2 separate regions of the Homo sapiens genome follow, and region 2 is linked to region 1. Evidence: chromatin contacts called from ENCODE Hi-C data. All regions are on one chromosome and are shown on one strand. Each heading gives the region's core, a stretch centred on a gene start or an enhancer-like site at or near the end of the contact. The rest is flanking DNA. Distances are from core to core; before and after follow the strand shown. Region 1 holds the start of MAT2B (methionine adenosyltransferase 2 non-catalytic beta subunit). Region 2 holds the start of LINC02202 (long intergenic non-protein coding RNA 2202).

Region 1 (5,902 bases), core at 1,131-3,630:
TCTAATTCCTCATTGGTAAATGGGGAAGGCATTTAGACAAAATGACTAAGGCTCTTTCAGCTTTAAAGTTCTATATTTCTAACATTTTCCATATTATCCCTACCACGAGGAGTCCGAATAGTTTCGTTTACTTAAATAAGGTAACTTTTCCTCTGAATATGCATTACTCCGAAATTTAAAATATGCCAAACAAATATCTCTGTTTTTGAGCTTCTATATAAGCAATACTCTGCCTTTTACACTGTTTTGTTGAGGCTTTTTGGTTCGTTCTTTAGAAAAAGAAATATCCCTCTAAAAACTACTTTGGACCTGCACTCCATAAATTATTTTAGTTGTGCACAAGGAAGAAATGTCTAAACACTTTAAGAAAGTCAGAATGAAAGAATAAAATGCTATCTAGTTCACTCAAGGCACAATAAAGAGTTGATAATACTTTGCCTGAAGTCTACTTTTTCTCAATTTTTATTATATGGGGGAAAGTAGATCTAATATCAGTTTAAGTTACTCTAAACGTATCTGCCTCTTATTGTCTAAACTCTGAAGTACGGAATTCAATCACTCCAAGGGACCAGATTTATGGACACCAAAAAAACATTTCTTGAAAAATTAAGTACATATAAATAAATATTCTTATTATCGTATCTAATCGAATGATACCAAATTGTATAGGTAATGGGAGATACATGGCTCCTTCCAAATGGTCCAACACAGTACTCTGGGACAGTGATTTCTACTTTAGCACACCTGCATTAATGTCTACTAAAAATGTTCTAGAAAAGTAAAGAATGGAATACTATTAGTATGTGGTTTTCCCAAATTTCAGTGGTAAATACCTTGTCGTTTTTGGAAACTTTAAAACTTGGCACAGTTCCATGTTTAATTTTTTAATTCCCCAGAAACAGACCCTTAAGGTAAACATTACTGGGCTTTACTTTTTAAGATTCTCTGACTACTTAGGTGGGATTGGTCTAACTTCTACTGCGACGCTACTGTGCTCCACAGACAGTATTACTAACAACAACCACTCCAGGATGCTTCTCTAACGTTAACTATGAGACAGTTCTCGTTCTCATGAGTCAGTAAGCTTTAATTCTACAGGTTTTGAGAGCAGTAAGTCTGTGCCAAGCTCTTCGTTGTTTCATTTTTAATGAAGGAAAACACGAAAAGCTATTTTCATTTTTATACTGAACTTCTTTTTGTGAAAGTAGATTAAGCTTTATATGCACACGTACACATACAAATGCATACATATAAATGTAAACGTATGTAACATGCACTCAGCACGGTCTGGAGGACCTAGGAACATAGAGGTTTAATAGACCATTTATCCTAACTTTACCCTCAAAGAACCAAAGTGATTTGAAAACCCTAAGTAAATTTGGAAGCATGAAAACTTTGCAATAACAGAAACAGCCATCTCCTATATTCTCTACTCTCTCCAAAAGACATGGTCTGGGCATTAGTAGTGTTCTTATCCCCAGGGTTGGATATGTTCTGTGGACAGATTAATGCTGGAGGCCCTTAAGTGGAATGGAGCAGGATGGGACGGGGGCGAGGGGGGCACCAGAGATGGATCTTCCAATCATCACCATAATCTTCCTTCAGGGAAACTCCGTAGTGGTTCAAAGCCCAAGACAGTCACACAAACCTGTATCTGAATTCCAGGCTCCAACCTTACGGAATGAACCTGGGCCAATGTCTCACCCTCTATGCCCGTTTTCTCGTCTACAAAATGAGGCAATAACAAGTATCTCACAGTGGAGGATTAAAGTAATGCCCGTCAAGTGCATAACATAGTGCTGAGAACTTAAGAGTTCAATAAGTTGTCATCTCCAGCACTGTTATTTGTGAGAAGTCACCTTTTCCTGTTCTTTCTCAAACCTACGAACTTGTAAGATCGAGAAATACGAACCAAAGATGAATAAACGGGGAAAACCAAAATCAAAACAAACAATTCTGAAAAACCTCTTCGTCCTCAGGAGCAGAGACAGAACTCGAAAGTAAAACCTCCACCTACTTGCTTCCTGCCGCAGTGGCTGGAAGAAAAAAACACTGACCCGTGTGCGCTGAGATAAACAAACTCGGTGGCGCCCCCCTCGGATCCGGGGCTGGGAGGGTGGCGGTGAGACCACTCCCGGCCGGAGGCTCTGACCCGGGCGGAATACGCCTGCAAAGCCGCCCGAGCCCCGGTGGCTCGTCCCCCTCGGCGCCCCCGCTCCCACCGGAGACGCCCAGGCCGACTCCCTCACCTCCACCAGCCGACAGCTCCCGGGAACAAAGTGTATAGAGAGCTCTTTCTCCCGCCCCACCATGCCCGCCGTCTTCACGCCGCAGCCTCAGCGGCCGCCACCTCCTCCAACCCAGGATCGACGCGGGCCTCAGCTCAGACGCCCTCGGCCCGCCTCCCCTAGGCCCAGAACGACCCCGCTCGCCGCTTCCGGCTTCCGCTGCCATAGCCGCGCCCGTTGATTGGCCACGCTCCGCCGACGCCCCAGAAAGAGGGCGGGTACGCGCGGTCTGCCCCCAGCCCACGCGCCGATGCTTAAAGCGACACACAAAAGAAAGGCCCTGACCTTAGGCAGTGAATTCAGGTTTTGTTTCGGAGATTTTATTTGAGTGCTTTTTATTCTACTTTTTTTCCTTTTTTTCTTGACTCGGGAAAAGATTGAAGTGGATCGCCTTGAGTTTCAAGTTTGCAGACTGCGCAGTGCATGAGGATCGACTGAGCAATATAAAAAGTGGAATAAAAAGCATTTTAAAGTCATGGGGGCGGGGGCGGAGGTGGGTAGAGCATAATGGACACATCTCTAGAGCTCTAGGTGGGGGTTTTGAAAGATTTAGAAAAAGACAAGGAATAAAAATAAAAGGGTTGGCGTCTGAGCCATTTGTCTTCCTGGGATGCTTAAAAAAAGAAAAAACCTGTGTGTGAGATATCAAAAATGTAAAACTATTTTTAACTAATTAAAAATAAAAAGTTGTAGGGGGAAGGAAGATGAACTACTTAGGTACCTCTTCAAAACGCAGATCCTTGGACTTTACCCATAATTACAGAACAAGAAACGAGCCCGGGGTCCGACTTCTTAATGGGTTTAACCAGAATCAAGCCCACTCTTTAAGAAACACCGCCTCGGGGATTGCAGGATTGGGCCACACGAGCCCAGCCTTGGTGAGCACCGAGAATTTAAGCAGCAGCGTGTAAGGCTGGGCGTTCTACCACCTTTTAAAAGTTAAGCAGCCCTAAGTGCTGATGCCGACTTATTTCCCTTCCAGTTAAAAACCGCAAAAAATCCTCAGCCAGGCTGGACGCCTGTGAAATTGATGCAGAAAGTAAACCCTGGCACAGGCCGTGTAGGATTTGCCAACTTTGCACCGAACAGTCCAAGGGTTCTTGTGTGCCCAGGATAGCAAGCTCTAAACGTCGTCCACAAACGTGACCACTGTCTGGATTTTCCTAGGGCCTTTCCCCGACTCCTAAACCTTTTTGGTTTATTTTCAAACTAAAGACTAAGCAGCCTTTTAAAGAAGTTTTCCACGTCAGAACACCATGACTTTCCTTCCTCCTCAACCCCCAACAAAAACTCATTTCCTTATTCGTGTAAACATAAAGTTTCTCTAGAACAGTAATCGAAGACAGCCTGAGGTTTCTTATGTTCCGATTTTTTTTTTTTTTAAACACAGGCTATTACTGTTCATTAGTTTGGCTTTATTTAGGGAATCCTTGAGGACTGCCCCAGCGCTAAACAAGCATAATCAGGGGACAACAAAGAAGAGGGCGGGAAGAGGGCCGGGGGAGCAGCCAAGATCATCTTACTACTTTTTCTCTTAACTGGGAATTCGGTTTAAAGTTTCTAGTCGCAACACGTGATGTAATCTTACCTTTCTATGGGAGAAAAGAAAATTAATTCTTCATTCTTCAACGTGAAGCAGGTTTAAGGGCAAGCATATGCAATTAGCATTCTGATTCTCAGAGCAGCCTAGTCTTGAGGAACAGAAAGAATTTAACTTGGCTGCTTTTGAAAATCTGACTTGATACTTTCCCCGTAAAAGTTGGGTACAGTTCTAGGGGCATATGTTTGGATATGGTTTTTAATCATTTTCTTTAATGATGGTAGGGTCTATGCGAATCAAACGCCATTCTTAACATAGACAATATACAACTTCGTGTGGTGGCTAAGTCTATACATTTAAAGAGAGCAGCCTGAAACTAAAAGTTATGTTAGCAGATTCAATTCATACAAAGACAAAGAACATCTGGAAAGGAACACACTACAGATAAAATCCTTATTTATGTAGAAACTTTATATACATAATTGCATTTAAAATGGTAAATGAAAGTGCAATTCTGTATTGTCAGCTAGTGAGACTTAGCTGAGCCCTTCATAACCTGGTTCTCCGGGTCAGTAACTAAAGTTGGCTTATTCTTCCATGTCCCGAGGTTATGTTTTAAGGAAATGAATGACACCCGTTTCTATTTTCTTTACACAACAATTCTGGTTTTAGCAGGCGTTCACTGGAATGCTTTTAAAGCATCTCTTACTCTAGAATGCTTCATTTCTTGAATTGCTAGTTCTTACCTGCTCCATGTCCTCTGGCATTTCAGGCATGACTCCAGAATTATTTCAGGAGAGCAGATACGGGATGGGTCTTAGCCTCTGCCTTCTCTTGCTGGGTCTTTGTTCGCTTCTGCCTGCAGAGAGCGCAGGCACGCCAAAACGTGAGGAGCAGCTTCACTTGACCTTTTAAATTAGCATTTTGATTCCAATCCCGGAATCTCGTGCAGTTCTCCACATGGCAGTAAGCTGGTAGCTGATTCCCCGTAGTAGTCTCGAAAATACCCAATGAGAAGTTTCATGTTTAATTGCCAGTCAAGCCTGGGTCTATTTGCAAAACTATTTGGTAGAACTAACTACTTAACAAAAACAAAAACAAAAACCCAACAACTTCCTGTCAAGATTCCTTGTAGTTTTCTTTTGCAAAAGAAGAGTGAGCCACACTTTTGGAAAGCACACAGATCATGCAGTTGATTCCTGTTCTAAAAGGCACAGTTTTCTATCATTTTATTTAGTTACACCTTATTGCAACAGATTATGTTTAGTAAAATTCTCCAGTGCTTTCCCTTCCCAGTGCTTTTAATTATTTCAAAGGAGAGTAAAAGGCAGTGGTGGTAACAGCACGCAAGAAGTAAAATGCAACGGGTCATTTCCATTAATACTATGCTGCCCTCTGAGAAAATGGTAGATGGAGTGAGCGGCCTTAAGTTTCACAAAGCATTAAGGACTTCTAGATAAGTGATTTCCAAACCTGCCTGCACCACAGAACCTAAGAAACGAAATCATTCTCTGGGAGCGAAGCCCAGTAATCTGTTTTCGAAGACTTTCAAGGGTCATGAACGTGCTCAGTGAGCTTTGCACCGCTATTCTGAATTATGGCTCTGTACCAATTTAAGAACATCAAAAATTGCCATTCAAATTGAACTAAAAAAATCATCTGACTTTTAATGTTACATTCATTTAGAGCACACAGCGCATGGTAAACTCTAAGAGGCATTCAGAGAAATCTATTAATATAAATTATGAGGAATTGTTGTGTGTGTGTTTGCATTTGTGAACAAATGTGAACCTGAAAAAGCCAGTCCTTCAAGATGGATCCCAAGTGGCTAACTGGGCATAATTTATTTATTTTTATTATTTCAAGACAGGGTCTCCCTCTGTCACCCACGTTGGAGAGCAGTGGTGCCATCACAGCTCACTGCAGCCTCGAACTCCTGGGCCCCACGTAATTCTACAGCCTCAGCCTCCCAAGCAGCTCCACAGATAAGGAGTGAATATTCGCCTTGGCCATTCCCGGATTCCTTAGCTCCAAGCACACATTCTTCTTAGACCACAGGGTATTCTCAGGGTAT
Region 2 (5,902 bases), core at 1,246-3,745, 4.4 Mb after region 1:
GCTTGATTAAAATAAAGCACACTCACCACCCCAGGTGAGGTATGTGCTGCCTCTGCACAGCCAAAGGAAATTAGTCTTATCAAAATATTTCTGCCCCCTTTTATTTTTCTTCCTTCTCTAGCCTGGCAGGTATGGAAATTGCCTCCCTCATATTTAGTTCCTGGAGAGACTGGCTCTGGGGTAGAAATTGAGCTGCTCAGGACTTCTTGCTTTGTGCCACTTTCTCATTTGGGTGAGTCAGCTTCAGGCTCTCAACAAACGCATCCTTTGCAGATGCTTCTAGACTCTGTTCAACCCCAGAAATCTATCTGCTGTGTGTCTCTTGCTGATCCTGGACTTGAGGGTGTCTATGCTTTTCTTTTCCCTGGCACTTTTGTCACCTTCCTTTGGCAGTGATCTGCTCCCTTATTTTGTGTCCCTCACCACTGGAGACACCCCACCAGACTCAGCTGGGAGTCCTGCAGTTGAGGACTGTTTACTGGAGAGTAAAATGGAGGTTCAGGCAGATAAAGAGAAGGAGGCCTAGGCCTTTTGCCAGGGCTATATGGGACCCATTGATAGGATGGGTGGGCTTTGCTTCCTCATCTCCTTACCTTCAAGGATCCTCTCTGAGCTGGAGAATATGGCCCAGGCAGGGGGAGGGATTGACTCTGGGGACCCCTTTGGACCTGGAGCATAAGGTTAAGTTTGGAGCTTTAGAAAGTTTTTAGCAGGCCAAGTTTCAATTGTGCATTTAAATACTATAGAGACTGAAAATGTTCACATACCTATCCCCAAAAACCTACAGCCCTTCAAGTCTCTCCACCATTATACTCTTCTTCGACATGAACGCTATGTTAGGAACCCCTGTGAATGCTATGGGGATCCCAAAAGATCAGACCAATCCCTTCAGGGAAGTCCTGGAAGAGATGGCATTAATTATGGTACCAGGGGAAAGTGCTCAGCACACAAGAAGTCTAGATTACATGTGTGAGAGCTGGGCAGGCCTCGTGCACAGGAGATAAAGCAGTGTTTGAGGACAGTGGCCATGCACTGCAGGCCAGGACCACACTCTTTCATCCAGTTTAGGAATCAGGAAGTGGCTCCACTGCTCTGCCAAGAGCACAAAGCATAACTCTTGCCTGTCTCTATTCAACATGGGCATGTGTACTTTTCCATCACTGACCCCATGAGCTTCCTAAATCAAAGGACCAAGGAAGGCCAGCAGAAAGGGGACCTGGATTTCTGGCAGATAATTTCCCCGAAGGAGTCCTTAGCAGATTTGGCTGCAGTCAGGGAGTTCCTTTGAGGGCAATGAAACAGAAGTTCACCATGTGCTTATTAGAGGTTACAACCTGCTAAAAAATGATGGGGTACATTACCCAGAAACTTCTAGCTATTTCCTTTGCCAGCCACAAAGATACATGCTGAAAAGCCTGAGGAGGGAGACAATTTCGTCCTTTTTTCTTTCCCTTTTTCCTTCCATCTCTCCCATTTCCATTCGTTCCTTCTCCTTCTCTCCTTTCTCTCTCCCTCCTTCCTTCCCATTTTCTCTTCCCCTTCTTCCTTTTTTGTCCTTTCTCCCCACCTTCCTTCTCTTCTCCCCCCACCCTTTTCATATGGCAGAGACAGAGTTAGGAAGGATTTGTTCAAGCCCTCCTTTTTAACAGGAAGAATAAAGGAGGATGAGAAAAACCCTACACCAAATAACCAGCTAATCAAGGACGGTTAACATTGCTGTTGCTTTGGTAGTTACTCTAAAAACAAACGAACCAACTACTTGGGGTGGGGAATGAGGGGTTGGCATTTAATTTGAGAAAATTTAAAAACGCATCCTGACACAGCCCCAGTGAGAGCATTCATTCCACCATTCACATATCTCGAGGACTGCCCGAGAGAGGTGAGCGTGTGAGTGAGAACAGTGCCCAACCCTGGCAGCCTCTAGGCTAGCGGCCGAGAGAGAAGCGTTTCAGAGGCCGGGGTGGGAGTAGAGCCTGGTACCCCACTTCCTGGGGACCCACAGCGCCTCATTTGCCGGGGCCCAGCGTCCATTCATCCCTCCCAGCGTGGAGGCCGTGCCCCTCCGAGAGTTACCAGCCCCGACCTCGCGCACCCATATTCCATCCCACCGCCCCCGCCTCAAAGCGAAGAGGTGGGCACCTGGGACGCGCGTCCTGCTTTTTCTGCCCGGGCTCTCCCGTCTCCTCCACTTTTGTCCCCGACGTCCCAGAACGGCGGAGCAGGACGCGGCATCAGCCCTGGGAGGGCGCAGCCTGCGAGCCTCCAGCGCGCTCAGGGCGCGGCGAGGATGCTAAAGGACTGCAATGGCCAGGATGCAGATCCCCAGCTCAAATTCCTGAGGAAGACACCCGCCTCCCTTTCCCTCTGTCCCCTCTCCGTCCTCGCTCGGACCCGCTCCTCCCCAGCCCAGACGTCAGTGCTCAGCGCTCCTTCGCTCGCCACTTTGCGAGGAACTTTGGCCGGCTCCCCTGCGCCACCGGGAGCGGGATGTTAATGAGAGAGCGTGGCCTGGCGCCGCCAGCGAGCCGGCTCCCGGGCCGCGATTGGCTGCGGTGGGCGGAAAGATGACGTTATGCAAATGAAGGGGCGGGGCCTCGATGCGCGGGCCCCGCCTCCTCCCTTTGGGGTTAGTGTGCCTGTGTTTAGCTCTGGGGAAAGTCAAACTGGATTCCATAGGGAAAGCCTGCAAATCACTTCTATTTTAGCAAGGAGAAAACAGAATCTCCATCCAGCAGGGTCCACCCCTCTCTCTTTCTCCCTCTCCTCTCTATCTCTCTTTCCCTCCCCCCCTTTCCTCTCTCCCTCTCTCCCCTTCCCCCCACCCTCTCTGGTGTATCTGTCTACGGCAACCAGCGTCCTCCTCATCTACACGCAAAGGAAAGAAACATCTTTGGTTGGGAGAGAAGGAGGAAAAAAAAAGAGAGAGAGAGGAAAAAACTTGCCTGGTTGTGGAAAATGACACTTGAAGTAGCAAAGCCGGCAGCGCGAGTTGAGTCTATTGTTTCTTAAATTGCCATCAGGGTTTTTTTTTTTTTTTTTTTTTTTTTTTTTTTTTTTTCTTCCTGCTTCTTCAAGTGAAGGGTACCTCTACAAAAGGAAACTCCAGCCCCTCCTGTCCTCCACCGGCCTGTGATCATTACAAAAAAAAAAAAAAAAAAGCAAAAAAAAAAAAAAAGCACCCAAACCAAAAATCAACCAACCAAACAACCCCCAACAGCCAAGCATACATCTCTAATTTTATTATTTTGGTCTTTTCGTTGGATTTTCCCTTTCTTCTTTTTTTCGGGTTATCGCTCAGTTTTGAGCAGAGGTTTACATTTTTTAAAAATTTGCTTTCCAGCCCGCCTTGATCTTCTAAGTGCGAGTTCATCGTCTGAGAAAAAAAAAAATCTCTGGTTGGCGTTTTTGTTTCTTTTCTTTTCTTTCTTTTCTTTCCTTTTTTTTTTTTTTTAATTTTTTTCAAGGGGGAGGAGATTTTCCACAAGAAAAGGTTGTTTTCATGTTTGGGATTCAGGAAAGCATCCAACGGAGTGGAAGCAGCATGAAGGAAGAGCCGCTGGGCAGCGGCATGAACGCGGTGCGGACGTGGATGCAGGGCGCCGGGGTGCTGGACGCCAACACGGCGGCGCAGAGGTGGGTACTGCGCGGGGACCGCGGCCGAGGTGAGCCGCGAGCGGGAGAGCCGGGAGGCGGAGGCGGCAGCGGCAGCGGCAGCTGCTGCCGCGGGGCCGGGCGGCGGGGTGAGTCCGCAGCCGCTGCGCTCCGCTCTCCGCCGGGGCTCCGCGCTCTCCAGCCGCTCTGCCTTCGTCGCCTGCGGCCGGAGGACCTGGAGCTGTCTGCGAGGAGCCCACGCTTTGCCAGCACTTTCCCCTGCCTCGTCTGTGACTGTTTTCATTTTGTTTTAACCCAGAAGAGGCGTCTCAACACAGCATGTTGGAGATCTGTGTTTTATGTTTTTATGTGATTGCTCTTTCTTTTCCGGCCGGCTCTCTTTTCTTCTTTCCCTTCGCTCTTCCTTTCCCTCTTTTCTTTTTTCTTTCTTTCTTTCTCTTCCTTCCTTCCTTTTTCTTTCTTTTTTCTTTTTCTTTCTTTTTTTCTTTCCTCCTTTTCTTTTTCCTTTTTCTTTCTCTTTCCTCTTCCTGCCTTTCTTTTTTCTTTCTTCCTTCTTTCCTTTCTCCCCCCTTTATTTTCTTCTCTTCTCCTTCCTCTTCCTTTCTTCCCCTCTTCCCTCCTTCCATTTCTTTCGTTCTTCGTTCTTTCCTGTCTCTCTTCCTGCCTTCTTTTCTTTCTTCTTTCTTTCATTTCCTTCTCTCATTTCTTTCCCCCACCTTCCCTTAATTTCTCCCTCACTCTTTTCCTTCCTCCCTTCCTCTCTCCATTTTCTTTCTCTTCTTTCTTCAGCTTCCCTCCTTTCTCCTCTTTCTCCTTTCCTTACCTCTCTGGCTTTCCTGTTTTTTCGTCCCATTTCTCCCCTGAGTCTTCTCTTATTTCTGCTATCTCGTTCTCCTTCCCTCCCTCTCTGTCTTTCAGTTTTTTCTTAGTCTACCGGTAGAATAGCAACTCCCAACTTTAATTCTGATATCTCCCAAAAGTCTTCTCCAGCCCCTGTCACCATGGCCCCTTCCAGCCCTTCTCTCACTCGCAGCTCCCTAGACACTAGACTGTGTGGCCTGGAGGCATTGCCCTTGGAGGTTGACCTGAGGGAACTTTCCTGGGCACACCCAAGGCTCTTTCCCAGGCTCCTGGTCCCAAGTGAGAAATGGCCTTTTTCCCCCCATTAAGCCACCAGCTGAGCTTGGGACAGTGGGAGATCTGGTGGCCCCAGGCCCTATCGGACTCAGAGTGCGGAAGGGGAAGAAGGAAGATGACTAATTACATCATCTCCAGCTTCCCTGGGCTGGGGACAAGTGTCCCCAACACTGTTCCCATCCCCACTGAGTATTAGGATGGGGGTGGGTGGTAGTGAGAGTGAATTGGGTAACTGGGCTGGAAGTGAAAGTGTGTGCGCGGGGCGCTCGTGTGTGTTCTTCTATGTGTGTGTGTGTGCCTGTGCGCGCTTGTGTTGGGCAGGTCCGGCTGTCAGTGGCCGCCTGGCGCCCCAGGCGCTCCAGCCTCCCATCGCCGGCCGGCGCACTGAGCCAGCAGCCCTGGCCTTTAGGATTTCTGGAATGAGTGTGAGGATTTCTGCGGAACAGCGAAACTTTGTTAGGACAGGTCTTTAAGAAAACACCCCTCTTCCCTTTTTCACAGCGACCACCCGCGACAGTTCTGAGCCCCGCCCTCGGACCCTTCTCCACATGCTTTTTGGTGGTGGGGGGATGTGGCTTCCCAAGGCCGGGCACTCGCAGTTGGCCAGAGCTTGAGGGGTTCCTGGAGGGTGGCTGCTGCGGCGAGACGCCGAGCATGTTTTCCATCCATTCCCACCTGCCCTGCTAGCTGAGACGTGAGATTCGAGGGGTGCCGGAATATAACTGTGGGTTCTACTCCGCGAAGGTGGGTTCACTTCATCCACCGCCACTTTTCTTCCTCCCCACGCAGTGCGTGTCAGGTAGGAGTAAATGCTTATAGAGTTTCATCTCGCGCGCAAAACCCAAACAAAACTTTCACACCTCTTCAGCGAGTTCTGAGGACGCACCCGTCCTTGGCGGAGAGGACGAGGACATGAGGGGACATGTGTGTCCCGTTGTCAGCTGGGTCTATGTCGCCTGAAGGGGCGTGAAGAGCGCCCACTGGATGTTTTGGGGGAAGAGGAGGTGGGTGTTTGAGGGTTCGAGTGTGTGTACAGGGTGACAAGGGGCGCGGGTCGGCGTCCGGTTTAGCCATCTAACTCTGCGTCTTTGGCCGCAGCGGGGTGGGTCTGGCCCGGGCTCACTTTGAGAAGCAGCCGCCTTCCAATCTGCGG

What was found. Hi-C counts contacts between places; a loop is a spot of excess contacts on that map. Pooled maps may share reads with other maps.
Region 2: a loop to region 1 is called in a pooled map, with 34 times the contacts of the local background. The contact joins the promoter of LINC02202 here to the promoter of MAT2B in region 1. A Hi-C loop is called at or near these places in 2 of 37 single-sample maps with no recorded cell type and 8 of 50 pooled maps.

The regions. Positions count from the first base shown.
Region 1 is chr5:163,502,097-163,507,998 of GRCh38, reverse strand. MAT2B (methionine adenosyltransferase 2 non-catalytic beta subunit) reads right to left here and starts at 2,380. Exons shown (of 7, transcript NM_013283.5): 1 at 2,250-2,380. The coding sequence starts at 2,312. RefSeq lists a silencer at 2,064-2,203 and enhancers at 2,374-2,493, 2,534-2,623, 1,841-2,647, 4,878-4,927, 4,263-5,071.
Region 2 is chr5:159,097,076-159,102,977 of GRCh38, reverse strand. LINC02202 (long intergenic non-protein coding RNA 2202) reads right to left here and starts at 2,495. Exons shown (of 3, transcript NR_109890.1): 1 at 2,140-2,495. It overlaps EBF1 (EBF transcription factor 1), which reads left to right and starts at 3,062. Exons shown (of 16, transcript NM_024007.5): 1 at 3,062-3,633; 2 at 5,848-5,902. The coding sequence starts at 3,500. RefSeq lists enhancers at 1,527-2,153, 2,154-2,782, 4,532-5,425 and a silencer at 3,600-3,889.